2 separate regions of the Homo sapiens genome follow, and region 2 is linked to region 1. Evidence: read pairs that join two places in POLR2A ChIA-PET (ENCODE). Cell type or tissue: OCI-LY7. All regions are shown on one strand. Each heading gives the region's core, and the rest is flanking DNA. Links, peaks and the distances in the headings are about the cores only.

Region 1 (17,042 bases), core at 5,285-13,284:
TATTCAGTGCCCGTGGGGTCCAGCTCTGCCACAGAATATGTTTGTATGTATTACCTCTCGATGTGTTCAGGAACCCAGCGGCACTGGAGCTAATTTGCATGTAATTTGCATGCTTCTGATTCTTCCTTCGCCGCCATCCTTCACAAGTCAGAAATGGCCTGGAGAGCAGTTCCGCACGGGATAGGGAGTGTTTAACAAAGGAAGGACGGGGAAGTGTTTTTTTCTAACCAGGCCCACTACGAGGTTACAGTATTATTTAGAATTTCTTATTAATCTTTTAAATTTATTTATACTTCTCTTTCTTCATTTTTATTTTAATAGAGTAGGTCTAAGAGAGCCTTAATTTTGTGTAGCAGGCATTAATAAATATTTGTTGGCTGAATGAATATATTTTATTGCGCCTTAATTTAGTAATTTTATATTTTGAAAAGGATTTGAAAGAATGTTTGCCTACAGTAACAGAATTTGGAATATACATAGAGAAATCATAAAAAGCTGGAATCACGCAAAAAGTCGTATATCATAAAATATTCCGAATATTTGAGAGTAATGTGAAAGCATGGGGAATGTTTTGTGGTTAGTTATGTTTTTAAAATCCTTTTGAGTTTCATCCTGTCGTTATGAGAAATAACCTGGAAGATAGTATCTTAGTCATTTATTTCATTGACAGTGGGGAGTCTAATAAACAGTGGAGGAACTAAGTAAGACTTTTCCCCTGTCAATGATTTATGTGTTTATACAGGGGGAGATTAAAGTAACTGAATATGAAAAAAAATGTAAAAATTATCGATATTACCTTTAGCTACCTGTGGAGATCATGTACATATTCAAAAAGTTGTGAAACTATCTAAACCATTTTTTATAACTCATCATTTGGAAAGCCTGCCTACACTGCCGCCTGGGTTCTAGAACACCCCAGAAAACAGTGCTGGCTGAGTGTGTGCAGGCCAAGAGCTTGCTCCGTGCCCTGGGCTCTCAGATCTCAAGCCCGATCTCTCATCTTCTGTGTGCAGACATAACAAATGTATCATCAGTTCCTTCCAGAAATACATTATGTGTATCCTTCCAGAAATACATTATGCATAGAGAAGCAAATATGTAGCTAAAACACAGACCTATACATAGGCACTTTCCCCTTTCTCAACCCTTAAGGCACTACATGATATAAAATTTATATACATGAAGTTTGTAAGCTATTCCACATTTTTTTACACTTAATAACATATTAGTACTTGAGGAATGCTATGGTCTGAGTGTTTGCATCCCCTCCAAATACATACGTTTCCATTTGAATCCCCAGGGATCTCCTTTGAGAGGCGATTAGGCCATGGGGGTGGAGCCATTGCAAATGGGATTCGTGCCCTTATGGAGGAAGCCCCGGAGGGCTGGCTCTCCCCTCCCACCATGTGAAAACACAGCAAGAAGGCGCCATTTAGGTACCAGAAAGCAGGTCTTTACCAGACACTGATCTGAGACTTCCCAGGCTCCAACATTGTTAGAAATAAATTTCTGTGGTGAAAAGCCGCCCAGCTTATGGTATTTTGTTGTAGCAACCTGATGGGACTAAGGTAGGAAACATACTCACTTCTAAACATTTGTATAGAATTTTATTTTATGAATGTGATATAATTTATTTACCCAGAGTAAATAAATACTCGGATACTAAATATCTGAATTAGTGAGAGATATTTAGGTTATTTCTGATGTTTATAACAAATAATGATGTAAAGAAATACCTCACACCACATCACTTAACACACATGTAAATGTATTTGTAGAGGTAGTTGCTGGGTCAAAGGTTATACATATTATATTGATAATTAATGCCAAATTGCCCTCCTAAGAATCTGTCCCACTGTGTGTTGTCAAATTTTTCAGACTTGCTGATCTGAGAGGTGATAAGTTATCTTGGTACAGTTTTCATAATGAGTGAGGTTGAGCTTCTTTTCACACTATTAGTTCTTTCCATGTGAACTTTCTGTTCACTGCCTTTAACCATTTCTGCTTGAGTCTGTTGTTCTTCTTAATGCTTTGTAAATTTTTCTATGGATTAGGGAAGTTGGCCATTTGTGGCATGAGTTGAACAGGATGGTTCTCAGTTTGTCTTTTCACATTGCTTGTGGGAGATCTTACTCTTTTCTCAAATATTCAAATTTTTCAGTTGTGGTGTCTGATCTCATGACTGTCGCGGATAGTGGTGAATATCCATCTTTTGAGAAACAAGCAGAACAGATGAGATGTTGATGTTGTTTTGAACTAAAAAGAATATGGCTTCATCTTTAGCTGTGTTTGAAGACAATTCCCAAAGAGGAGCATTGACATGTGTTGAGCAATATCTTCAGCATGTAACTTCACGAGTCAATGGCGACAACTCCCCAGGATGACAATGGGGAGTGGCCATGCCCTTTTGTGCATATAAGCGATTGTATCTGTTAAAGTATTCTGCTGAATTAGCAGTCATGCAAAAGATCAGCAGGTACTCTCCACTGCGCAGAAGTGGGCTTGGCAGAGACACGAGTGTCTCGGGCAGAGGAAGTGGGTGCTGTGAGATGGGGTGGTACGGGGTGAGAAGGAACAGGGAAGGGGCTGGCCCCCTGTCCCAGGGCCACGAGGGGCTTTGAAGAGTTCAGGAGTGCTCTTTAAGGCAAGAGCAACAGGCTCTGTTGTAAACTTTATTTACACATTAAATAGAATAAATTTTATTTATTATTAGTTGAGGTCATTTGGGCAACGTCGCAGGTTGAATAGCGTCTTCCCAAAGGGTATGTGCGTGTCCCAATTTCTAGTGCACTGTGAACTCGACCTGATTTGGAGGCTGGGTCTTTCTTCGCAGCTATAATCAAGTTGAGATGATGCCATGCTGGACTGGGCAAGTCCTAAGGCATGAATGGGTGTCCTTGTAAGAAGAGAGGAATTTGGACACAGAGACACAGAGAGAGAGTGTCCTGTGACGGGGCGGAGACGGGAGCGGTGCAGCCGCAAGCCAAGGAGCACCGGCGACTGCCGGGAGACACTGAGGCCGGGGAGGCAGGGAACGGATTCTCGCTCACAGCCCGCAAGAAGGGGCCAACCCTGCGACACTTTGGTCTCTGACTTTTGATCTCCTGGATGGTGGCATGATACATTTCTGTTGTTTTCAGTCCCGGTTGCGGTACTTTATAATGGCAGCCCCCAGGAAACAGGTACCAGCCACAAGCATGAAAAACTGGCTCTGGCTAGCTCAAGCCAAACAAAACAAGACAGAAATACAAAATCAGAAAACAAGACAGCTTACAGGAACAAATAAGACCTTAGAAGGAAAGAAAGCTGGGAATGGCCTGGAGTTTGGGATCCACCCTGAGAGAATTCCTGTCCCGTGTTTGGTGAAGCTTCCCTGGCTGCCTGATGGCAAGCAGCTGACAGCGCATGAAGCTGCAGGCAGTTGTGATATTTGACTTGGTTTGGATCTGCGGTCTCCACCAAATCTCATGTCACCTGTAATCCCCAGTGTGGGAGGTGGGGCCTCCTGTAATCCCCAGCGTGGGAGTGGGGTCTAGTGGGAGGTGACTGGATCATGGGGGTGGGATTCTCACGAATGGGTTGTCATCATCCCCTCTGTGCTGTCCCCTTGGTGACAGTGAGTGAGTGAATTGCCCTGAGATCCGTTTTTAAAAGGTATACAGGGTGCACCTCCTGCCTGTCTCGTTGCTGCTCCTGCCACGTGAGACACCATGTGAGACGTTTGCTCCGCTTTGCCTTCGCCATGACTCAAAGCTTCCTGAGGCCTCCCCAGAAGCAGCAGCTGCCATGCTTCCTGTACAGCCTGCGGAACCGTGAGCCAATTAAACCTCTTTTCCGGCCAAGCGTGGTGGCTCACGCCTGTAATCCCAGCACTTTGGGAGGCCAAGGTGGGCAGATCACCTGAGGTCAGGAGTTTGAGACCAGCCTGGTCAACATGGTGAAGCCCCATCTCTACTAAAAATACAAAAATTAGTTGGGCGTGGTGTCGGGCACTCGTAATCCAGCTACTCGGGAGGCTGAAGCAGGAAAATCACTTGAACCTGGGAGATGGAGGTTGCATTGAGCCGAGATTGCACTATTGCACTCCAGCCTGGGCGACAAGAGCATCTCAAAAAAGCAAAAAACAAACAAAACAAAAACAACAAAAACACCTCTTTTCCTTACAAATTACCCAGCCTCAGACATTTTTTTATAGCAGTACAAGAATGGACTAATATAGTATTAAAAAGTGGAAACGACCGGGCAGCAGGTTGACATTTTGCTTGGTATTGCCGGCTCATGTTTCCGCTTCATGTCATTTGCATGGCGTTGCCGGCTGGGGGCTGAGGCGTGCAGCCAAGGACAGTGATGGTGGGATGAAGCGAAGAGGCTGGTTTTGGATTTTTTTTTCGGAGGTGTTCAATAGGAGGTGATGGTTGATTGGGTATAACATCAGGCTGCCTAACTTTGCCTCCCCAGGTAAACAGGCTTAACCATTGTTCAAGTCACAGCAAGCTTCAATTTGATTCTAGTAATTTGACTCGTAGCCAACCTATACAAATCCATGTCCCATTCTTAGATATATAAAATAATGCTTTGATAACTGAAAGAGGTTTAAGATGATAATTATAAAGATGGACCTAGTAGTTTTCTTTGTTTTAATTATGAAATATTTTGAACATACAGCAATGTAGACAAAATAATATAAGACATCTATGTGTCCCCCACTAAGATGAAATGGATGTGAGAGTTTGGTGTATTTGCCTCAGGTCTGTATTCTTTTCTTTCTTTTCTTTCTTTCTTTCTTTCTTTCTTTCTTTCTTTCTTTCTTTCTTTCTTTCCTTCTTTCTTTTCTCTTTCTTTCTTTCTTTCTTTCTCTCTCTTTCTTCCTTCCTTCCTTCCTTTCTTTCCTTCCTTTCTTTTTTTAATAAATAGCAACACTGAAAAAGCTGAAGCTCATTAATTCCTGCTCTCATTCTCTCCTCTGAGAAATAATCACTCTTCTGAAGTAAGTGAGTACCATGATCAGGCAAGCTTTTGCACTTGTATGATACTTGTTTGCTTCTAAAAATATCCCATACTTTGTGCTTTCCAGGTATTCTGTGTGTTTAAAACACATAAATTGCATTAGCCTATATGTGCCTTTATGTCACTTGCTTTTTGTTTCACATTTTGCTTTTGAGATGTAGCTGCTATGCACAGGTAGCTCCAGCTCACCCATCATGACAGCTGTCGTGTATGCTATTACGTGGATAAACCCTAGCGTCTGTCTTCCTCTGCTATGGACAGTCAGGGTTTTTCCACTTTTGAATGCTAAAGAGTCTGCTGCAGTGAACACTGTAGCTTCTGTCTCCCTTGTTCTCTGGGGCTTCTTTATTCATTACTAATTTTACTGATTGCTCACTTAGCTTCTTCTTTTGAAGCTCAGTGCCCATCTTTTTTCCTGACATATGTATTGATGACTACGAGTCTCTTTCCATCCTTGCATTATCCCACATGGATTTCATTTCTGCTCACTTAAAATAATCATTTTCTTTTTGGCTTTTTCTTTGGCCCTGATTTTGTGTGTGTGTAAAAGTATGTGTTTATATGTGTGATGTCCACATGTACATAGGGCAGGCTGTAGTTATCTTTTTGTCATAATTTTCTAATTTTATAGCCTCATGGTGGATGTGCTTCATTTGATCCCAATTCTTGGGTATTTGTTGAGAATTGCTTTGTGGTCTGCTTTGCAGGTGGTTTTTATAACCGTTCTTAGTGTGCAGGGAAAGAATGTGTGCTTTCAAATTGTGGAATGCAAGGTTCTTTACATTCTATTACATTAAAACGTCTTAGCTGTGCAGTGTCCATCTTCTTTAGTCATACTAATGTTTAAACATTTTGTTTAAAATATATTTTGGACATACAGAAAAGCTGTGAAAATAGTACAGAGATTTCTGGTATACTGGTGACCCAGCTTTCTAATATGAAGGACATACCTAACTGTTGTACAACATGGAAACCAAGGAACTCACTTTGGCACCTGCTATGAAGCCCTCCACAGACCTTACTCAGATCCCTTCAGTTGTCCTACTAATGGCCTTTTCTGGGGCAACATCCGGCTTAGGATTAGGTGAATGAGTTGCCTTGTCTTTTTCTGTCTTCTAATCCAGTGGTCCCCAACCATTTTGGCACCAGGGACAGGTTTTGTGGAAGACAATTTTTCCATGGATGGGGGTCTGGGGGATGTTTCCAGGATGAAACTGTTCCACCTCAGATCATCAGGCATTAGGTTCTCATAAGGAGTGCATGACCTAGGTCCCTCACAATAGGGTCTGGCCTCCTATGAGAATCGAATGCTGCCACTGATCTGATGGGAGGCAGAGCTCAGGTGGTAATGCTCCTTGGCCTGCCACTCAACTCTTGCTGTGTGGCCTGATTTCTAACAGGCCACGGACCAGGGATTGGGGACCCCTGTTCTTATTTGTGACAGTGTCTGAATCTTTCTTTTTTAAGATCTTCAGGTTTTTGAGGGCTACTGGCCAGTTATTTTGTAGAATGTTCATGTGCTGGGCTGAAAGGTGGCCTCCAAAAATCCATGTTCACCTGGAACCTCTGAATGTTACCTTATTTGGAAATAGGTGTAATTAACCAAGATGAGGTCATCCTGGATTTGGATGGGCCCCAAGGCAATGGCTGGTGTCTTCACACAAAGGGGGAAATGTGGCACATACACACACATAGCTTAGGACACCACGCGCTGACAGAGGCAGAGGTGGGAGCGAGGCTGTCACTAACGAAGGAACGCAGGTACTGCCTGGAGCTGGGGAGGAAGGACAGGTCCTCCCTCAGAGCCTTCAGAGGGAAGGCGGCCCTTACACCTGACCTCAGACCTCGGGCCTCCAGAACTGTGGGGGAATACATTCCTGTTGTTTTATGACAGAATTTCAGCTTTTTTTTTTTTTTTTTTTTTGCTTATTCATGATTAGAATGTATGTATATTTTTATATGAATAACACTAATTTTTTGATCATTTGATCTATTGTGTTATATGAAGATGTGGTTAAAAGGCTATTATTGTAGTAAATATCTGCTATGGTCCAAATACCTGTATTGCCCCTAAATTCATGTTAAAATCCTAACCCTCAAAGGGATGGTAGTAGGACATGGGTTGGAAGGGGATTAGATCAGGAGGGTGGAGCCCTCATGAATGGGATGAATGGCCTCATGAAAGAGGCCCCAGAGAGCTGCTCTGCACCTTCCACCATGTGGGGATGCAGTGGGAAGATGCTGTTTATGAACTGGAACATGAAATCGCTGGTGTGTTGGACTTCCCAGCCTCTCACATCGTGAGAAATTTATTTATGCTATTTATATGCAGTCCAGTTTATGCTATTTTGTTTTGGCAGCCAGAGTGCACTAAGATGAAGAGTCTGAAAACAGAGATTGATAGATGAGGACTTTGCTTACTTGCCCTATATTTAAACATTTTCTGACAGCTGGGTTTACTAACGTCCTCCAGTGTGTTCTGATTTTTTTTTTTTTTTTTTTGAGGCAGAATCTTGCTCTGTTGCCCAGGCTGGAGTGCAATGGCATGATCTTGGCTCACTGCAACCTCCGCCTCCTGGGTTCAAGTGATTCTCCTGCCTCAGCCTCCCGAGTAGCTGGGATTACAGGCACCCACCACCACGCCTGCTAATTTTTGTATTTTTTAGTCGAGATGGGGTTTCACCGTGTTGGTCAGGCTGGTCTCAAACTCCTGACCTCAGGTGATCCACCTGCCTTGGCCTCTCAAAGTGCTGGGATTACAGGCATGAGCCACCATGCCTGACCCGGGTTCTGATTTTATTTTTAAAGTGTACTTGTGGCATTTAACCATTTGCGGATACTCTTCATTCTATATGCGTTGCATATTCCCCAAATTGTGATTAATAAAGACATACAAAGTGTCTATTCTTTTTTGTTTTTTTGAGATGGAGTCTGGCTCTGTCGCCCAGGCTGGAGTGCAGTGGCACAACCTCGGCTCACACAAAGTGTCTATTCTTAAATCTTCACATCTGAGGTGACTAGAAGAGTATATTTAGGAATGGGACTTTAGAAAACGTGACGGCGAATCTGGATGAGAACTAATTAGTGCAACTCAGCATTGCAGTGGAGGTCAGTCACAGCATTAGGAAAGAGGCAGGAATTCCAAGCTCTGATTTTGCTGCTATGTAACTGGGGTGCATGTATATTTACCCATTTCTAATTCATTTCCCCTGTCACCCAGAATCTTCATACAAGGACTCATGGAAAGTCATTTATTTTAGGTATTCTCAGTCATCACTGGGCAAAGTTAACCTATGAAAGTCGGTTAATTTCCTTGTGTGTGTGCATCAAGTTCCCATCGTTTAAACGACAGGCTTGAACTTGATTTTCTATCTGCAGGGTCTCTTTCGGCTCTGGATTCTTAGGAATTTACGATCCTGAAGAAGGCGGTGTTTAGGCGCAGGCCACTGCGATCACCACTTTCTTATTCTGTTGTGTAATTATGGTTTCCTGAGAAAAGCGCTTCCTCCTTTCAGGCAGTCCCCTTTAACATGCAAATTTCGATGTTTCAGAATGATCTCCCTTTAATCCTAAGACTACAAAGTAAGACACCAGGAGGATGAATTATACGATGGGTTTTGGAGGCATTTTTAGCATGTCCTTCACTTAGAAATAATAGACTAATAATAGAAAGTAAGTCCCATCCAAACACAACAGAAAACCATACATTCAAATAACATGTCCAGCGCGTGAATTGTTGGCTGGTTCTGTGGCCAGAACAAGTGATTAAAAATTGAGAAACTGAAATAGTTTAAGATGAAAAATTGTGAAACTCAGGACATAAATACAATTTTTTTTGTACATTGGATTAGACAAAGACTTGAATTCTACTTATAAGTAGTGTTATTTGTTTAAAACATGCTAAATTTCTTTGTGTTGTAAATATTGGCACTAGATAAGAATGGCATAGCAGCCCAAACTCCAGACTTTAAAAGGCGGAGGGAAAGCTAATTTATCAATAATTATGGACAATTGACAATTAGAGATATTAGTCTCACCTGTGCATCAAAACCAGTTTTTTTTTTTTATTTTTTTATTTTTTTTTATTTTTATTTTTATTTTTTTATTTTTTTTTATTTTTATTGACATCAGTGAAGACTTTGGCATTTCCACGTGCAACATTCAGCTCAGTCTTCTTCTCAGCTGTCTTATTAGCAGCTGACAAGCTTGATCATCAGACCCTTTAGTGAATTACTTTCTTCACTTCGATAATTTTGAACTTTTACCTGAGACCTGTTCTCCCACATAATAGCAGGGCTGGAGAAATCCCCGCAGTGTTTTGCATAATGGGAAATGACTAAACACGTTCTCAGTTAAGTGCAACTTCCACTCTTCCTCAGAACTAATAGGATATATGTGTACATGAAAGGGAGTTTATTAAGGAGAACGGACTCACAGGATCACAAGGTGAAGTCCCATGAAAGTCTGCCTCCAAGTCGAGGAGCAAGGAAGCCAGTGGTGGCTCAGTCCGAGGAGTCCCAAAACCTCAAAAGTCGGGAAGCCGACAGCGCAGCCTTCAGTCTGTGGCCAAAGGCCCGAGAGCCCCTGGCAAACCACTCTTGATGTAAGTCAATTCCCCTTAATAAACTCCCTTTTCATATATACATAGATCCTATGAGTTCTGTCCCTCTAGAGAACCCTGGCTAATGCACTAAGTAGGTTGGTAAAATGCTCAGGTCCTGCATGCCCTTAAATCAGAGGTGACCAGGAGTATGGACAATATCTCTCAAAATATCAACAGTCTAGCTTCAAGAAACTTATTTAACGCTACTGAATGAAGAGTTTATTTATTAGGAATTCAGTAAGTGTCTGTGAATCCATGACGGGATGAGCAATTTCCTGTAGGTGAAGACACAGACTCCACAGGGTGGGGCTTCTGGCTGGCTCCTGGATAAATACGCAGCACCTGGAATGCCACCTAGCACACAGCGGTGCCTCAGTAAATAATGCTGGAATGAGTTAAAGTCGGTGAAACAAAATCATTTTTAGTAATCTATCTGCTCAGACTTTTATTAGCAAGTGAAAGAAACCCAACTTGAATAAGATAAGTGAAAAGGAGACAATGAAATTTAATAAAACAATGAAATCATGCCAGGGTTCATCTTCGTCCTTTGCCACAGAAGCCAGGGTAGCTGCGTGGGGGGCCATGATGCCTGTGGGCCTGAGGCTCATCAGAACTGGAACACCAGCGCTGTAGGAAATTCTCCCTCATCCTGGCCCCACTGGCCCCTATCGCTCCAGCGCCTGCCTTCCTCCCTGGCTGCTGAGAGCTTCCTAGACTTTTATTGCCTAGCCACAGTCAAAAAGAGAGAGGGCTCCCCCTCCTTCACTGCCCAAGTCTACACGTTCAGGGAATGGGGCACACTTTAGTAACAGTCAGGCTGAGCCCTGCAGTCACGCAGTCTTGAGTCAGGCCCAAGCCCATAACCAATCCTGGGAACAAAGCACACAGGAGTCGTATGGATGCAATGCACGTGGATGTAGCTTCCAGGAAACAGGCCGTGCTGCTCCCAGAACTGGTGGTGCTGGGCAGACAGCACACGTACGCCACGGGCAGACCTCCTGGAGACACTGTGGGTGAAAGGTAAATACTTTCATGAAGTGAATCATTTCTTTATCTCTCTGGGGATTACTCTTCTTGGTGGGCACAGGGAGAAACCATGTTGCCTGGAGTAGGGTGCTCCTTGAGGCTCCACTGAGGTTTTCCCTGCCTCTGGATGGGGGACTGATGATCTTGGTTTGAAAGTCTTTCCAGCCAGAACTCTTTCTGTCATGCTCCACTGGGACACACTGTTAGGGACTCAACAAGCATTTGTTCAAGCATCAGAATGGAGCCTGAGGGACCTAGATAGCATCATTCTATTTTAAAATTAGCTTTACTGAGATTAATTTATATGCCATAAAATTCCACCTTTTGAAGTATACAGTTCATTCAGTGATTTTTAATATATTTCCATCACTGTAATCTATTTTTTTTTTTTTTTTGAGACAGAGTCTTGCTCTGTGGCCCAGGCTGGAGTGCAGTGGTGCCATCTCGGCTCTGGGGACGCAGTGTGGTGGTTTGTGTTTCAGAAGAGGTCTCGTTGTTGAGGGAACATTTGAGAAAGATGAGACCGGAGGCAGAAAAATGATTGGGACACTTTCACAGAATTCTTGGGGGAAAATGATAAAAGTCCGTGGGTCAGTGGCTACGGAGACAGAGATGGGGTGACTCACCTCTCCCAGTGATGGAGACCAAAGCTCCTGGCGTCCAGGACAGGCAGGGTTCAGAGAATGTGGGAGTGGGCCCTGCATACTTAAAACAAATGCTAGCAAAAGAACACAAGGATCCCCAGGTATGCAAGTTGAATATTTGAAGTTTCGGCCTTTCACGGATGGGCTTCTCTTCTCAGAGACATCAGCCCCTGCTGCCGGCTGCCCCTCTTCCTCAAGCCTCGCTTCCCACCTCCGCTCTCTGGCCGCTCCCACCCCACGCACTCACAGTTAATCCGTCAGCTGGGCTGCCTGAGCCCCTCTTGCCTCACTCATTGTCCCACCTGCTCTAGCTGTGCTGGAGAGCCCGCCTTTCTGATGAGACGGGCTCCTCTGGTTGGCGTGTTGTGCACAGAAGTCCCTCTCTGCCGGAGGAAGGGCATCAAGGTTAACTCATCCAGACCCGGTGAAGCAACTCCGCAGGCACCTCCTGCAGCAGGACACGGCTAGGTGAGGCCGGGAGGGGCTGGGGGAGGTTTCAGCCCATTCACCTGCAGCCTCATCTCACTCCCCGTTTCCCAGGGAGGACCTGCTGCACAGTAAAGCTGTTTCCCCGTCTGGTGGAAGGCGCCCGTCAACAAGTGGCCACAACGCGGCATTTTGAACTGTAAGATCTCTGGGTTGAACGTGTCCGGCAGTCAGTCAGTTGGCAGGGAGGCTGAGGAGCCTTGGAACAGCTCCAGGGCAGTGGTGGAAGGACGCACCAGAGGAGCGGTGGGGATGTCTGTGGAAGTGCAGCGCTTGACCTCGCTGGAGTTGTCGGTGTTTTTGTTGTCTTGGGCATGAATGTTCATGACAGCCACATTCATAGTATCTCCAAAAGGGAGCAACCCACATGTCTCCCAACAGGTGAAGGAATATGCACAGCTCTGTGTGTCCACACGGTGAACGGTGCTCAGTAGTGAGCAGAGACGAGCTCCTCACCTATGCAGCGCAGGAAGGAAACTCACAATCATCGTGCTGAGTGACAGGAGCCAGGCCCAGAGGAGCTCTCGCTGCACGAGGCCAGGTGCGTGAAGTGCTAGAAAACACAAACTCATTTACGGTGGCAGAAAGAGGATCGATGGTTTTCTGGTCAGTATTTTTAAAACAGAGTTTAAGGGAATAAAGCTCCCTTCCACCCAGGATTTCCGCAGAATGGAAATAGAATGGCGCGGGAAGGGTGTGTGTGTGTGACAATTTATAAAACTATCCATAAACCAGGCGTAGCCAGCTCTTCTCATCTTGGGGGAGGATCCTGGACCCGCTACCCCACCGCGTTTTACTCATGCAGTGTGGACGCAGGAAGGCCCCTCTGCAGAGCGCGGTGTGCCCACCGCCATGTCTAAGGAAATGAGTAGACAGGGGCACGTGGGGCTCCTGGGAGGCGGAAAAGCAGACAGCAGCTTCCTGATGAGGTGACACCCGCTTCTCAGGCTGGGAGGCTGCCAGGGCTGTGGTGAATTTCTAGAAGGGAGGGGACCATGGTGCTGGGCACAGTCTACATTCCAGTCACGTCTGAATGGCTTCTTGTGTGTCCTTTAACTTGATTCTCACAGCAGTTCACTCTTCAGGGGCCCCCTGCCTGGGTTGGATCTGACCCCCTCCTACCTGGGAGGGGTTTTGGCTTTTGCCTCACTTCTCTGCACCTGTTTCCTTACCTGTAAAATGGGAAGGCGATGGCGAGTACCCAACAGGAATGCCGTGAGGATTGCGCGAGCTCATATTCTGGGGCCGACAGAACCACGCCTCCTTCAGGGTTGCGTGTCCAAGTACTTGTGGAATAAGTTAACCTGCCCAGTGAACACTGTGACCACTTCTCAGGTGACATCCACTGGTGCAGCGAGGTTCTGGCCCTCAAGGGGACCTAGCAGAGGAGACAGTGAGCAGATATCCTGCAGCCTTCACTGTGCCTGGATGCAGGAAAGCACAGATGCTGGAGGCTCCACAGGGGTCCTCAACACCCCGAGGAAGGGGTCACCAGGCCCCTGGGATGGTGGGTCACCCTATGAGGCTGGGGGAAGGCTGGTCCCGAGGAGATGGTGAGGTAGAGCAGGAGGAGCATCCCAGGGCAAAGGACCGGATGGCAGAAGATCAGGGGGTGAAGGGGAGGGCGTCTGGTTTAGGAGCCGAGTGGAGACCGCAAGCCTGGGCGTGCTGTCAGGACCAGCCTGGCAGTGCAGCTGGTGCTCATGGTGGGCGTGGAGGATGGGAACCAGGGACAGGCGTGTGAAGCGGGGTCAGAGAGCAGGGGCTTAGGGCAGAGCTGCTTGGCCCTCAGCATCCCCCCAGGTGGCAGAGGAGCCTTGAAATAAGCATTCCAGAGCTCCCATGCCGGGAATCAAATGAAATCATTCTGGGTGTGGCCAGAGTGTGCAGATGTCCCAGGCCCCCGAGGGATGCATGAGTTCATCGGGAGTCAAAGCAAAGCCTGCGCTGGACGGAGTTAAGCCAGCGGGGAGACTTTATTCTTGAAGGCGATTGCAGTAGGCGAGAGAGGCAGAGGCTGTCTGAGCTCAGTTCTGTGGACCGAGGGTGAGAGGGTGGAGTTTGTAAGAGCTGGGGTCTGGGTCTAGGCCATCTGTATTTCCTGAATGGCCCTCCCTGAAGGAAGAGCGAACTTTCTCCTGCATTCATCACAGGAGGGATGGAGGGAATCGCATGGCTTGAAGAGAAATGAGACTTGGAGAGAAGTGCGCCTTGAGGTTAGGGTCTGCCTCCCACCTTCCTCCCACAGAGACCGGACGTGGCCACTGTCTTCCTCCGTGATTATGTTTCAAAGGAATGACCGGCCTCCAGATCACTGAGAAAGACACTCCCTGGGCCTTACAACTGGCAAGATATGTCACAAAAGGCTTACATCTCCTTTCTCTGCCCCTTGTAAGGGGCAGAGAAAGAATTTACAATGACAAGTTTTTCTAACGCAAATGCTCCAAGAAAAGGCAGGTGGAGGTGAGAGTCAGGAAGAAGCTTGGCTGAAGTTTAGTCAAGGTTAGGGGCAGGGTGGGGCGTCTCTGTCACAGGATTGAGAACCGAGTGCCAGGCCAAGGATGAAGATTAGCGGGCATCTGGGAGGAGACCACCAGGTTCTAAGCTACAGGGCAGCCTTGGGTAGTAGGATCCAGAGCTTGGAGGGGGGCGCGTGTGGGGGCAGCCCGGGAAGGTGCAGGTCCCAGGCCTGAGGGCTGCTGGGGGCAGCTGGGGAGTGTGATGCCCCTTCCCCTGCTCAGGTGAGGAAGAAAGGCATCCTGGGTGTCCCCCGCATGGTGCCCCTGAGTGGACAGGTGTTAGAGGTGCTGATTGAGAGGCGCTGGTGCTGTGAGGGGCTTGGCGGTCGTGGCTGAGTCAGTGATGTGGACGTCACTTCCAGACCTTTGTCACCAAAGCAAGGCCCTGCTCACCAGCTGATTAACTGGCAGGACGGGGAGTGCAGCTTTGAAAATCAACTCCCATTCCCATCACTGGCACCAGGCACTAGATGAGATGCCAGGTGGTGTGTTTGTAGAAGGTTGGCAAAGCATGTTTCGTATTTATCTGCAAAAACCTTAAAGTCTGTGTTGAGAAGGGATGAAGGATATCGGGACACATGAAACTGTATTTTATCCTCTTCCCTGTGATTTTACTGGGCTAGTGATCACAAAAGCGCTGCTCTGTAGGACCTGGATTTTAATTGCAGACTTAATCAGATCAGCGGGCACTTGGGAACACTTACTGAAGTGAAAAAAGACAATTCAAAGATTCATTGAGTATTTCCTGGGATATTTATAAATAAAGAAATAAAAAACTACTTTAACTCAAACGTTAAGAATCGAATTAACTCAATTTTGGCCAAGCATTCATGCAATGTTCCTTAGGAAGTTTTCTGCCACAGATGTTTATGATTTTAGTTTTAGGACCACAGAAAGCTTTCTGCCCAGATGTTTATGATTTTATTCTTGGGAATGAAATGAACAACCTACCGGAGTTTGAGTCACTTTCAAATTAAGCCGTGAACCTTGGGAGGCAGAAGTCCTGCAGGGTGATAGTTAGGCAAAGTTTTTCATTGTTTCCTCCCAAAGACCTGCAGAGAATCTGCTTCGCTCCTTTAGAATGTCCTGACCTCATTGTACCATTTTCCAGCTTCATGCCTGTCTGTGCCTGATGCTGCTGGGGGCTCTGTTTCTGCCTCTCACCACTCTGCCCACCCCTTTCCTTTGGGGAACACTTTCTCCCAGCCCAGTGATTCAAATGGAATTGCCAGTAGTGGACTCTGTTACGGCAGTCCCCGGGGAGCCTGTGCCGCAGGTCTGGCTGGTCCCACCGCTCTTCCCCACCCAAGGATCAGCCCAGGTGGGTGTGAAGCCCAGACTAGGCAGTCAGAGTCCTTTCCTGGAATCATGTGGAGCTACAGGAGAAGGGAGAAGCCTTATTTGTAGGTGTGTGCTTGTGTGTGTGTGAAAAAAACTTCCATGGAAATTGGAAGATAAAATTCTGAAGATCCTAGAGGCTATTTTCCTTTTAAAAGAGAGAAAGGTTATCTGAGTATAAAAGAATTGCTTTAGGCAGAGAGCAAGCGGTAAAAGCAACAGAAAACAACAGTGGGAATCCAGAAGACATCACTTCAGTTCCTGGATTCAGCTGGGCCTGCATCTGTCCTGACCAAGGATGCACTGGTCATGTGAAGACAGACCGTTTAATCTGGCTTACTCTACATGAAATCAGTTTCTTTCATTTACAACTGCAAAAGTCCTAACTCGAACAATTGCCTTACTCCTCAATAATAATGATAATGACGGCATTAAGTGTAAGAAAACTGCAGTGGCAGCTAATATTGAGGAGGTTCTCACTGGGTACCAGGCAGTGTGCTTCACGATTTACAGGTGAGCTTTCACTTACTCTTCATAACACACTTCACAGCTGAGAAAAATGAAGTTGGAGCTCTTGCCCAAGGCCACAGCACACATAAGCCGTAGTTCCAGAATCCGTCTGTTGCTGACCTTGTTTTTAATTGCTGTTTTATGTGTCTCCTTAAAGGCTGTGTTTACCCTTCTCATTTACTGATTTATACCAGCACCACCTGCCCCCCGACTCCCCCAATCCCACCATCGCCCAGAAGGTGATAAATAAGTGCTGATTGAATGGCTGTATTTGAACCTGCTGGTGACAGGGTTGGTAGATGTTTCCTGCCCATAAGATATTAATAACCAGCGCTAGGAATCCTTTCCTTTGTGTCGGGGGCTGTACTTACACCTCATTTCGTGCTCCTGGAAGGAGACAGCACTGCCTCCATTTGGGGTGGTCACAGACAGCTGGGCCCTGGAGGTCCAGAGTTAAGTGGCCAGCTGCTAGCAGAGAGCTGGGCCTCCTGCGCTGCCAAAGCGGGTGGTTTTCTTGTCACAGCATTGGAGGAGAGAAGAGACGTGAGTAGGATTCTGAGCGCTCTGCACACACCGAGTACTTTACGTGCTGTCTGTTTGTCAGAATGATCCCGAGAGTGAGTTTTCTGCTACCAACTTTATAGATGAGGACTCGGAGGCTGAGAGAGGCTGGGCACCGGGCCCATGTCCCGCACTAGTGGCAGGGGAGCTGGGATTTGCAGCCAGGGGTGGCTGGCCTGAGGCTCCCTGGTGTTATTCTATGCCCCAGAGTAGAGGCGGTGGGAAGGCCGTTGTGGGGGTGGTTGACTGTCATCCTGCTGCCCTTGGGAACATGAATGTTGAGAAGCTGCTAACTGTGCTCCAGCCGTGCGTGAGGAGAGAGGCTGCTGGCTGCCACCTGTGAGGCCT
Region 2 (12,520 bases), core at 4,521-12,520, 97 kb before region 1:
TAAATAAGGTGGTGTTTGGCCTCTGTTTTGTTTTCAGGTAAAGCAAACTGCAATCAGGAAGCCCTCATTACAGACAGTGAGGTCATGACAAGAAAAGTTCATTCACACTGGAGAGTTCAACCCCATTGGAAATGTCTTTCCAAACACAGCTGGTGACTTTGCAAACCCAGACATTCCCAGAAACTCAGTGGTTCTAGAAACTTGCTTGGAATAATTAAGGTTTTAGAGCAGCTGTTGGAATTTTTAGAAAGGAAAAAAAGAAAAAACGAAGTGAGGCTCCCCCTCCCCGACTCCTCTTACACATCCCTGTGGCTCTGTGGTGTCACGGCTGAGCGTGCTGCGCTCCACTGACCGTGTGGATGAAGGGCAGGCAGCACCTGGGTGCATTTGTGCCAGCGCATGGCAGTGAGGCCGCTGGCAGTGCATTTCCTGTTATCCGTGACCCCGTGCGCCCGGGGCTGGGTCTGCAGAGGCTTTGGGGAACACACTGTTGCTGTCTCCTGTGCCTGGCCCGGTGTCCATGTGGCTCACAGGACCCATAGGGACCAGGTGCTGCTCTAAACTGGAGGCATGAACTGACCATTGGCCCAGACAGCCTTGCCATTCCCGTCCGGGGGATTAAACCTTGAACAGGTTTTGTAGGACTCTCAGCCCCAACTTCCTTGTCTCTAGAAAACTTGCCACTATGAATTATTTCTCCGTCCCTTTGAGACATCGGCCCTTTCCTGGCCTCTTGCTCAGTTCACTGCCCAGCTTTGTCTTCTCGAAGGACCCAGGAGCCTTTGAAATGTAACCAACAAGGAAGATAACACCCTCAGCTCCCAGTCCCTGCGGGAGGCAGGGGCCTAACTGTGGTAAGCGCTAATCTGCAAACATTGCTGGCCTGACTGCACCAACCGGCCTCCATCCGATGTCCTCCAGGACTCTCCCACCAGCTCACCCCAGTGCTTAAAAACCCTCCCGCCTTTCGTTTCAGCAGGGTGGAGTTCAGCTCGCTCTCTCCTACTGCAATAGTCTGGGATACGTCTTCCCTGCCTGTCTCACTCTCCCTGGGGTAACTTTTCTTTGACACCACTGAGTCCTCCCAGCAACCTGCAGCTGAGCACACAACCCCCCTCTGCACAGGGGAACCGAGTCCACAGTCCTAACTACCAAATGACATGGCCTCACTAAAGTAACTCCTAGAAGCCGAGACCTTTGTCCGACAGCTCTCAGGAGAGGCTGCCGAGGAGAACCGGCTTCCCACGTGCCCTGACCACGCCCACACCCACGGCGTGAGATTTCACCACTCAGCCGCTGAGAAGCAGGGGGTCTTTGGCCCAAAACAAACATCCTCTGAGACGGGAAGGAGGCATGTCCCCCAAGAACTGCCTGGGTACTACAATGAAGCAGGGTAAATATTCAGAAGTGTGTTTGGGTTTTTAATGATATAAAGTATCATTAACATTCACTTCAACGCACAGAGGAGAAGTAACTGTTACAGTGTTTGTTTTCACATCTGTCAGACAGACATGAGAACTGCCCTGCCCCTCAAGGAACCAGCTGCGGTCTCCCTGGCTGGCTGGGAGCACTGGGCTCCGATCCTGCTCCTGAGTGTCTGCCTGGCAGCTGCACCCTCATCTGACATGCAAGGCGGGGTCAGACAAGATAATCTGAATATTCCTTCATCCCCCAACTTGTGATTTTGTTTCTATGATTTATACCCAGCCCAAAGATGCTATTTCACAAAATGGGTTTTGTGGCTTGTCTAGACAGGAATACAAGGCCTCAGGCAGCCACGGAATCACAATTAGCGATCCATTCACACTAGCACCGAATATTCCCACGGAAAGGCCGTGCAGTGATTATCTCTAAGGACAAGGACTGTGTGTGAAGAAGGACAAGGAGAGAGGAGCTCCCGCGACTGCCAGGTCCAAATGGAATTTTACATCGGAAATGACAGCTACTTACTAAAGTCTTGTAGCTTAGTTTACTAACCTGGATGCATTAAATACACACATCATTTGAAAAATAGCATCTCAAAAAATGATTTTCTCATAGCCGTTTCTTGGAAACAAATTTAAACAAAGATGCAATGATTTAAAAAACCGCTACACGAAAATTCTGAAGGGGGACACCTGAGGAAGGCGGGGAGTGTTTTTTTTTTTTTTTTTTTTGAGACGGAGTCTCGCTCTGTTGCCCAGGCTGGAGTGCAGTGGTGCGATCTCGGCTCACTGCAAGCTCCGCCTCCCGGGTTCACGCCATTCTCCTGCCTCAGCCTCCCGAGTAGCTGGGACTACAGGCGCCCGCCACTACGCCCGGCTAATTTTTTGTATTTTTTTTTTTAATAGAGACGGGGTTTCACCGTGTTAGCCAGGATGGTGTCGATCTCCTGACCTCGTGTTCCGCCCGCCTCGGCCTCCCAAAGTGCTGGGATTACAGGCGTGAGCGGGGAGTGTTTTTTAAGTTCGGCAGAGGACACCCAGGGCTGCACCGGCTCTTCAGGGACCCTCCGGGGAGAAGAGGCATCCCCTCCCCAGCCCTGGACGTCCACCTCAGGGGCGGTGGGGATGCGGGGATGCGGGGATGCCGAGCGCTCCCAGGCTGGGTCACAGCAGGCAGTGGCTCCGCTCTGGCTTCGACTCTCAGGACCCACCTGGGACCCCTGCTCCACGCTGCGGGGAGGCCAAACCTGGAGAACCCAGGGCACCAGTTCAGGCTGACAGCCCGGCCGGACCCAGCCAACGCCCCGCACAGCTCGCCAGCCACGGGAGGGAGCGGCCTCCGGCAGACCCCAGCCCCAGGCACGACCCCAGGCCCGGGCACGACCCCAGCCCCCACCGGCTGATGCGACGCCCACAGGGGACGAGCTGTTCCAGCACCACCCCCGCCCCCGCGTGCAGAATCCTGAGCAACAGAAACAGCACTTTAAGAAACGAAATCGTGGACGCACTTGGAACACGGCCGCAGTGACTGGAATGGTGCCCAGAGCCATTTTAATCTGGAACAGACTGGGGACCAAGTCTCAAGCTCCAGGCCTGTGGGGTCAAGCAGCTTATTCCGTGGAGGGAGGAAAGTCGCAGGGGACCTGGAGGCCCTGGAGATGGGGGCTCCTCGGCCGGCCGACTGCAGCCTGGAGAAGGCCACTGCCAGGCCTTTAGTTTCCAGAGACGCTGCAGTTCAACATTTTCCGGGGAAAGTTTACCGTTTCCAAATGTCATCAAAATTAAAAGAAAACACCTCCACCATATGGACATAACGAGACCTGCCTGAGGGCCACCACATCCAGCCCTAGCCCACCAACTTACAACCCCCTGAGGCTGCCCCAAGATGGAAGCGTGCTGGGGAAATAGGCATATTCAGCCACGGGAAGGGCAGTTCGCCAGCACGAGTTCGGGGAAAATAATTTAGCCGTCTCACTTACTTTGACTGAAGCCTATTAAAACAATTAAAAGAAAGAAAAAACCCTACTGAAATCAAAGTGCCAACTGTAGCATGGTTTCTAGTAGCAAACTTGAGACAACCAAAATGAAAAGCAATAGAGGAATGATATTACTGTTCAATCATATGGAATATTAAGGAGCTATTTTAAAAGGATAATACAGGATCGCTAAACAGCCTAGAAAAATGTTGTTGGTTGAAAGATCAGAATTCAAAATGGAAAATGGGACAGTTATGTCAGGTAGTTGAATTATTTTTTAGTTCATCAATTAATCCCATTAATTAATTTTAATTATTAATTCAATTTGCTGCTTTATTAATTATAATGAATTTAAATTATAATAATTTAATTTTATAAAGTAGTCACTAATTATTTATAATTAATTTAATTCTAATGATAATAATTTAACCTTAATTACATTATTAAAATTAAAATTAATTAATTTTTATCTAATTAATCAAATTTGACATATGTGTAACACTATAAATAAATATATTTTTGCTTAAAAAATCAGGGGAATATTATTACAAGTAAAAATACACCAAGATGCAAAAGCAGACATGGATCTTGAGAAGCCATTTGGTATGTCCACTTCAGTGCTAAGTGCTTCCACCTGGTGGCCAATTCAAATAAAAATAGGGGCCAGCACAGATAAGAGATGCACCGCCTTCAAGAGGCTTGCATTTGTGGAAGAAAAAACACACCAAGTATGCAAATGCAATAACCAAAAGGCCAATGTGAAGGACATGAAATAAGGCAGTGGGATAAAGAAGTGTGGCATGGGAGACAGGCGGGCTTCTTGGTTAGATATGACAGGAACAGCCTCTTAGAAAAGTGATGTAAAGTAAAAATAAAGGCCCTAGCCCTCCAGGCAAGACGGAATAGACTCTTTGTGGCAATAAGATAGCAAATTATGGGCTGGGCGTGGTGGCTCATGCCTGTAATCCAGCACTTTGGGAGGCTGAGGCCCTCGTTCCATGTCCTTCTATGTTAAACCATCCCCCAAATGGTGTGAAGTCCCCAGAATGGCTGGCCCCGCCATTTCTCTATTTTGTTTTCTCTAACCTCCTGCCCTCTCTCTTCCACCTCCAGTATATGGCACGGCACATTGGAGGTGCTCAAAAATGATTTAATAAATGAATGGAGAAAGCACATAGGCAGGACATCCTAGTACCAATGATGAATGAGTGTTTATGGCAGATGTGACCCAGGTCCTCAGAGGCACATGAAAAATGCTAATGAACGGCAGCACTCATTATTCACTGTATGAACGTGGCTTCAAGCAGTAGAGATGTTAAAGCATCCTGTAATGGAGTATAACTGTTTTCTCTCTCTCTCCTTTTTTTTTTTTTTTTTTTTATGAGGCGGAGTTTTGCTCTTGTTGCCCAGGCTGGAGTGCAGTGGTGTGATCTCAGCTCACTGCAACCTCTGCCTCCTGGGTTCAAGGAATTCTGCCTCAGCCTTCCAAGTAGCCAGGATTACAGGTGTGCACTACTACATCCAGCTAATTTTGTATTTTTTGGTAGAGATGTGGTTTCCCCGTGTTGGTCAGGCTGGTCTCGAACTCCTGGCCTCAGGTGATCCACCTGCCTCAGCCTCCCAAAGTGCTGGGATTATAGGCATGAGCCATCATACCCGGCCAAATTGTTCTCTCAATGGGCCCTTGCAACAATTCTTGAGGGTCAATAGGAAACCCTGTTTTCTGGAGGAGGAAACAGGCACAGAGAGATGAAGTCGCACCCCCAGTTGCATTGAGAGTTGATGGCAGAGCCAATGGTCACACCTGCCTGTTTCCCAGGTGGAGTCTGTCTTCTCTTGAGGCTGCCGCTGACCCTCAATGGAACACAGGCACGCAGTGCCTCAGCAACCAGCCGCTCAGAACTCCTCCTGGGCCTTTCTCAGAGCCTGGGACCTGGAACTTTGTGCTATGAAATGCCTATCAAAGTCCTGGCTCTGGGAAGGGACCCCAAGTTCTTGTAATTCTGTCTGTGGATCATAGCAGGTCCTCTGATGGCTAGACACAGGGATCATAGGCTCTTGGCTTGCAATGCGGAAGATTCATGTTGCACCACTGGCCCTTACTGAATTCTATTACAATAAATAACTATACAAAACTAATCTCCACATGTGCTATAAAAATACCTTGAGGTCGTTGACTACCATGTGACTCTTTGTCTGTGATAAAAATTTAAGCAGGAAAAATTCTTAGTATTTGTTAAACAAAGCTCTGTATGCTTCAAAAAATGTCTGCAGTCTTCTCTCTGAAAATACTAGCCAATGTTTACTGAGTACTGTGAGGAGATGGGAGAGTCCCACACGTGCACATGTGTTGTTTCTTACTCACAGGTCATTTTATGATTACCCCTACTTACGTATGGGGAAACCAAGACACAAACAGAGGAGTTCATTGCTAAAAGCACACAGCTAAAAGGTGGTAGGGCTCTACCACCTGCTGTGTAAAATGAGAGACTTCAGGCTGGCCGGGGTCCCCTTCCACTTGGGCAGCTGGGCAGCTCAGAGTGAAACGGGCGGCTCCCTGCAGCCATTGTCACATGGTTGATGTGTTTGTGGTCTTCCTTCACTTCATCTAGACTTCTCAATTTTATTTACATTTTACTGTTTCCTGGTGTTTTTTCCTACTGTCAGCTAACTCAAGCTTTATAAAATAAAGAAGAGTGAAAACACGCACACACCAATATATGTACTTAAATGTTTCTGGGATGAATACTTTTTAAATAAACATTAAACACAGATATTTCTATCTCCATTGTCTGAGCAATGAAGTTGTGAATGTTTTCCTCATGACTCTTCATGGGGGTTTGCCCTTACATGCTGTGCACACAGGACTTGGCCCTGTGAAGTGGACGCAGTGAACACAGACGCGGGCTGGTGACGTTTTCACGGTAGGACATCCATCCTCTGTGGCACATGTGGAGTGAACTAGCTTACACATGACACGGAGTCCACATCCCTCCAGCCCTGTCTTTGAGATGCCTGTCCTGGCTGAGAGGAACCACAGTCAGTCACCGGGGCAGTAGTGCCCTCTTTTGGCCACTCCTCTCCTCCCTTAGTATAATTTAGGGAGACCTAAGACTTCGCTCACCTCAACTGAATTGCCTGCCTTTAGTTTAGCCCCACGATTAGTCAACTCTGGCGGGAGAAGAGGTGGAGACTGACTCCTGCCTTCCTTCCCGCCTGGTTTCTAAGGAGGAGGACAGTGTGTGCACTACCTGTGGGTGTGTGGGTCAGAAAACGCTTAGCAGCAACTGGTCTACTGAAAAATGGCCTGCTTCCCCAAAGCTTGGACAACGCCCAGTTCTCTAGGTTGTCGTGCCTTAGAGTGTTTTCTTCCTCCTTTTGTAACTAGGCAAAACAGTCTTAAGCATAACCAGAAAGCTGTCGAAAAAAAAAAAACAAATCACAGAAGATATTTGAAAGTGTGCTCTAACGAGTTATTTACTTAGATTGAAAACAATCCTTTGGTGAGATTTTTACCAGAACATGAAGGGCAAATAAAACTTCAAAGTGGATTGCTAAGAGAATGACTGGCTTTGGCCTTCACAGAGACGAGGAGGAAGGCTGCGTGGTTTTAGTTGTCTGTTTGTGGTTTTGAGCACTCAATGTGTGAACCATAGCAATAGCACCTGTGCCAGAGTCAGCACCTGGCACAAACTTCTCAATGCGCCAATCAGTCTTAACTCGGGGACTCTCTTATCAGCTGAAATACAACACTATTGCCTTTCGACGTTCACAGAGATCTTAGGTATGCGTGTCCTGCAGAGTGGTTAGCTAAGGATGATGGCTTTCTGCCCATTTCTCACATTCCTCGCTCATTCTTCTGATGCGTGGATGAAACGGCTGCCAAGAACCTAGAGATGACCATCACACGATCACGGTGACTTGTGCTCACGGGACATCAGGAATGGTTTCCCAACGTACTGATGGGATTTACTATCATGTCAAGGAAAGACCTTTTCCTAAAGTAGGTGGGAGCTGCTGCTCTCATTTAGAGTCACTTTATACATTACAATTTTAAAAGAAATTGCATATATGCCTCCAAGGTTATACAGCCAAGACTAATAGCCAAGATTATTTTAGTTTCTTTTCCTTCAGCACTCTGCGCCTTTAGAGTAGAGTTCTGTGTGCCCCAGGAAAGGGTCAGGCATGGGAAATTATTAAGGTCAATAGCAAAAGCCCCACAGTTCAACAGGCCCTTCCAGGTCGGCATCACTTGGGATTGTTGCTGCTAAATAATGCGTGCAGAGGCCTCCTGGGCCAGCCTCCCCTAGGGTGGATGAAATGAGGATGCCTGGACCACAAGCTCCTCCCACTTCCCCCTTGGTTTTGACTCAACCTGAATCAGGCATCAGCTGCAAAGGCCTGAAGGTGACTCTTGAGAACTGCTTCCTCGGCACACTCACGGGCAGAAAGGCTTGGAATGTGGGAGCTAAGTTCATTCGGCAGATATGCGAGCCTTGCTCCGGTGTCCAAGGACCTGGGAACACCTCAGTAAACACAACAGGCAGAAGTATTGCTCTTCCTATCAAAACACAACCCACGTTTGTGAAATGATGGAAATATTCTGCATTTCCATCATTTCCAGTAGTTTTCACATTCAATCCTAGGTAATAACTCTCTAAACTCAGTATCTCTTGGAAAAGATTAAGGAGGGCTGCGTTTGGAAGGGCTTCAGGAATGATATCATCTTGATAGCGTAAGGAAAGGGCTAAGTATAGAAGACCTTTTTATGTTATATTGTATCCATGCTGTATATATACCTATACATATGTGTGTGTGTGTGTGTGTGTGTGTGTATGTGTGTATTTGATGGTAACAGAACCGCTGCCATCGTTACGAATAATCTCAAAAGCAATTAGCTAGGGGAATAATGATAAAGATGATGTTTGCTTAAAAAAACAGTAGGCTTAGCCAAAATCATTCTAGAACTCACTTTTATTTATGTGTAAAACCTAAATTTGGACATTTGTCTTCGTGCTTTTCTATTACGTCTTTATATATGTAGCTGAAATGTATGAGTAAAGAGATCATCTAAATGAATTTTTATTCTAGAGTTTTATAGGCAGATTTATTCTTAAAACCATCAAGGCTGGGACATCCCATTCAAACTCATAGATTGTCTATTCTACGAAACCCTAAGTGTTCTCCAGAGTGCACGCTGCTGCTCCTAGTCATGGACGCGGCTGCCTTCAACTCCTTCCTCTTCTTCCTCTGCCACTGAGGATGGAAACCCCAGTACCTGAAGGCGGTGAGTTATGCTCAGACATGCCTCCAAGAAAATTCCTATAAAGAGCATAATAAAGTATGCAGAAATCAGCAGAGCACTGAGTCCCTTTTGCACTTGCCTATCTCCTTTCTAGTAAAGGAGTCCTCATTGCTTTCAGTCTCTGGGCCTTTGAGTTATGTTGATTTTCATGGACGCTTAAGATATTGAAACAGTCGGTAGCACTAAATCTGTTTTATGTGTGTTTGCTCAAGAAGGATGGAATTGTAGAAAAGAAAGGACTTTTGAAAAAGAGCAAGTTAATCACGAACAAAAAAAATCGGCATAAATTATCTTGTCTAACAGCTGAAATATAAAGAAAGGCCTTTCCATAAATAAGCAAAGATCATGCTAGGGAATGTGGCCAGGAAGCCTGTTTGCCTTGAATGTTGTCTGTAACCTACAGGGTGGCCTGATCTTGGGGAAAGGGATGCGTATTTTAGTAGCCACAAAATCACTCCTTTTTCCTTCGACCTATAGTGAGTTCTCAGGATCTGAGCACATTTCATTCCACCCCTTTTCCTCTTTGCTTTAGGAATAGATGAAGAAAATCAAAGAGCTGTGCACAGCAGAATAGAACTGCTTTGAGGACCTGCATAGCCCTGTGGTCTTGGGCAAGTCACTGAGCCTCAGTGTCATGATGGGACGAGTGGATCCAACCTCATTAATGTAAACCTCAAATGAGAACATGGTCAGTCACTCATAGGGGAAGCAGAAACAAAGATGAATGCTAAGATTATATCTTGGTTCATTTTCTATTGCTATAACTGAATACCTGAGACTGGATAATTTATAAAGAAAATAAATTTATTCCTTACAGTTCTTGAGGCTGGAAAGTCCCAGGGCATGGCACTGGCATCTGCTCAGCTTCTGGTGAGTGTGCCATGACGTGGTGGGTGGCATCGCATGGTGACACAGATTAAGAGTTGGCTCAGGCCTCTCTTCCTCTCCTTACAAAGCCACTGGTCTCATCAGGGGCCCCACCCCAATGACCTGATGACTAGGTCTCTGCTCCTAGTTACATCCCAAAGGCCCCACGTCCAATTAACATAGAAATTTAGGGGGTTAAGCTTCCAACACACGAAATGTAGGGGACACATTCAATCCACAAAAATATGTAAAGGCAATTTATATTCAATAAGGCAATACAAAAAAGTAAAATTCTGAAGACAACAGTTATTTCCCAATGCCTTCTGAGTCACTCTTTGTGGTTAAGATAAACACCGTGGTATCCAGGCTTTGGTGCAATTTCATTTCCTCATTAGCTATTTTTTACAAACACTGCTAGGCTTCCCGATGCTCACACAGGGCTGGACAAACAGACGATCAGAGAAACACCATACAGTGAGCCTGGGAAATGCTGAATGTCTATGTGTGCAACAAGGCATGCGAGCAAAAACAAAACCGAGATGGGAAGGGATTGCAGGAGGGGAGGAAGGGGCTGTATCTGCCACGTATCTACACAGCCGACATTTTAATTTTTTTTAGACAGCGTCTTGCTCTGTTGCCCAGCCTGGAGTGCAGTGGAGCAATCATAGCTCACTGCAGCCTCGACCTCCTGGGCCCAAGTGATCCTCTCACTTCAGCCTCCCAAGTATCTGGGGCCACGGGTGCATGCCACCACACCTGGCTAATTTATTTATTTTATTTTTTGTAGAGACGAGGTCTCATTGTGTTGCCCGGGCTGGTCTTGAGCTCCTGGGCTCAAGCGATCCTCTTGCATAGACCCCATGAAGTGTGCGATTACAGACATGAAGCAATGATCCCAGCCTCTATGTTTTAGTAATGAGTACAGACAGATCCATGGATCACCCATGCAATAAAAAAATCAAAGGCTTCCCCGAGTGAGAGTGCAGGTGCACGCTGTCACCATGTGGCGCCATGTTGCCGATATCTGCGTCACCTACCGAACACTTCGTTGTCCTCTGAGGTTGTCCGTGAAAGTTCACCCAGGTTTCTCTTTTTTTCAGATTCTCCTCTGTTAGTTTCACTATTCTGGAAAAAGAAAACACAACAAACCCTTTTCTTAAGATAAATTGTTTTATCAACAAAATAATTGTAATGCATTTGTCTCTTTATAAATTTTTTATCAGATAATCAGTTTCACATCTGTTTTCAAGATAGAATATAGAGCCTTGGTTCAGAGGAGGGTTTTCTGCGCAGGATTCGGAATTCTGGCTTGTTTTCTCTGCCTAAGCACCTAAGCACTTTCTGGACCCAGTTGGTATAGTTTTATACAAAAAAATTGGAATATCAGCCTAGGTAAAATAAATTAGCTACATGCCATCCCATTTATTCCAAGGGTGAGCCCACATAGTTACTGCTTTAGATTCTAAGTGACACTGTGCGGCAGAACTGACGCCAGGCCTTACTCCTCCAATGACACCTTTGGCTAACTGGAACCAGTCAGGACCACTTTGATGGGAGAATGAGTCCTTTTAGGGACAGAAAACGAAGCTGATGTCCGGAGGCACTTTTGCATTCCAGGGGAGGAAGCGGCCTGTTGTGGTGTTATGGGGTGGGCCAGGCCCCCTGGCCACTCCTCTGGGAATCTTCGGCTTCAGAGTTTCTCCTCTGGGCCTCCCTTTGCCTGTCGTTTGGGGCCCGAATGGCAGTGTGAGCTTGTTTTTCGAGTTTAAAGTTTTCAGTACATAGTTTGATCACCAGTGCAGAGAGAAGACATGGTTCAGCTTCCTGATATATTTGTAATCAATTTTACTTAACTATTTTGAAATGTCACACTTGCACATTGAATGATTCAAATGCTCTAGAAAGTGCACAGTGGCTGCGTGCTGAAACCCCGGGGTCTCCTGGATGCCCCCCCGCCCCCTTCTGGGAGGCAGCTGGCATTTCCAGCTCCTTCCAGACTTTGCACAATCATCTGGGCACCTTCAGACAATGACACATGGGTATTCTTTTCCCTCCTTTCTGTCTTCACATAAATGGCATCACACTGTGGATGATATGCTCCTTCTTGCTTTTGCCAGGGAAAGAGGGATCCTGGAGGTGACGTCATGTCGGCACGCACAGACTGCTTGCACAGCCCGCTAGCATTTCAGTTACTGTTCACACCTCACCAGGCTCCACAACCACCATCCAGCTTGTTCACATTTGTGTTTTTCAACCCTAACCGTGTTGCACTAATTTCCTGTTCACTTCTCAGAATGCACATGGCCAAGGAGTATTTCTGGAGGAGGAATGAGTCACACTGGAGCTTTCACTGAGCGGGCGTCAGTGCTGTGGGCAGCCGCGCTGGCCCTGGTGCTACCCACCAGCAGCACCGGGAGGCTGCTTCTCTCGGGTGCCACTCCCTGCAGCGCCCCACCCTGGTCTCTGCACTTAAGTTTGTACCAATTTTCCACCCAATCTCTCATTTCCTGGGAGCCTTTAACCCAGGACCATAATATGTACATAGTCTCAATTTTACATTCTTTTCCTTCTGGAGAGAGGGGCAGGCACAGCCATTAAGACCACCCTGAAGTCTGATTCAGACCTAGTGTGACTCACTTATGTACTGCAGGCTGTTTGTTCCTGGAGAGAAGTCCAGCCCTCTGAGCTCACACCAGCCAGGGCCCTACACTCCGCCTCCTGGTCACTAAGAGCCCTATCTGGAAACCCTCCATCCCGTGTGTGTGTGTGTGTGTGTGTTTGTGTGTGTGTGTATCCATTCCCATCCCTGGGCAGACAGGAGGGGATGGGTGGGTAAGGTCCCCACCAACCAATGTTTACGGCATTGTTTCTACAATTCAATGCTGTCTGGTGTGATTAACAGATAAAAAACACACGGGTTATTGGACTCACAAAATTGAGGAGGGAAG

Evidence for each region. Peaks named below come from ENCODE experiments on the same cell type or tissue, not always from the same donor. Only the 100,000 strongest peaks of a DNase experiment are listed, where the experiment ranks them.
Region 2: POLR2A ChIA-PET joins it to region 1 with 18 read pairs; 2 of 35 experiments call an interaction of 5 or more read pairs at or near these places.

The regions. Positions count from the first base shown.
Region 1 is chr18:77,152,253-77,169,294 of GRCh38, forward strand. No RefSeq gene overlaps it. Among named protein-coding and RNA genes, the nearest start is that of MBP, 28 kb to the left of the region's middle. RefSeq lists enhancers at 6,054-6,554, 8,191-8,761. In OCI-LY7, for the core only: no CTCF peak of the experiment used is centred there; no DNase peak of the experiment used is centred there.
Region 2 is chr18:77,055,689-77,068,208 of GRCh38, forward strand. MBP (myelin basic protein) reads right to left here. Exons shown (of 9, transcript NM_001025101.2): 3 at 10,610-10,697. Among named protein-coding and RNA genes, the nearest start is that of MBP, 71 kb to the right of the region's middle. RefSeq lists enhancers at 2,902-3,535, 7,526-7,615, 9,031-10,230, 11,636-11,725. In OCI-LY7, for the core only: CTCF peaks have their summits at 6,504 (motif pointing left) and 12,039; DNase peaks (open chromatin) are centred at 6,463, 6,733, 7,033 and 7,743; H3K4me3 peaks cover 1,598 bases; H3K27ac peaks cover 3,717 bases.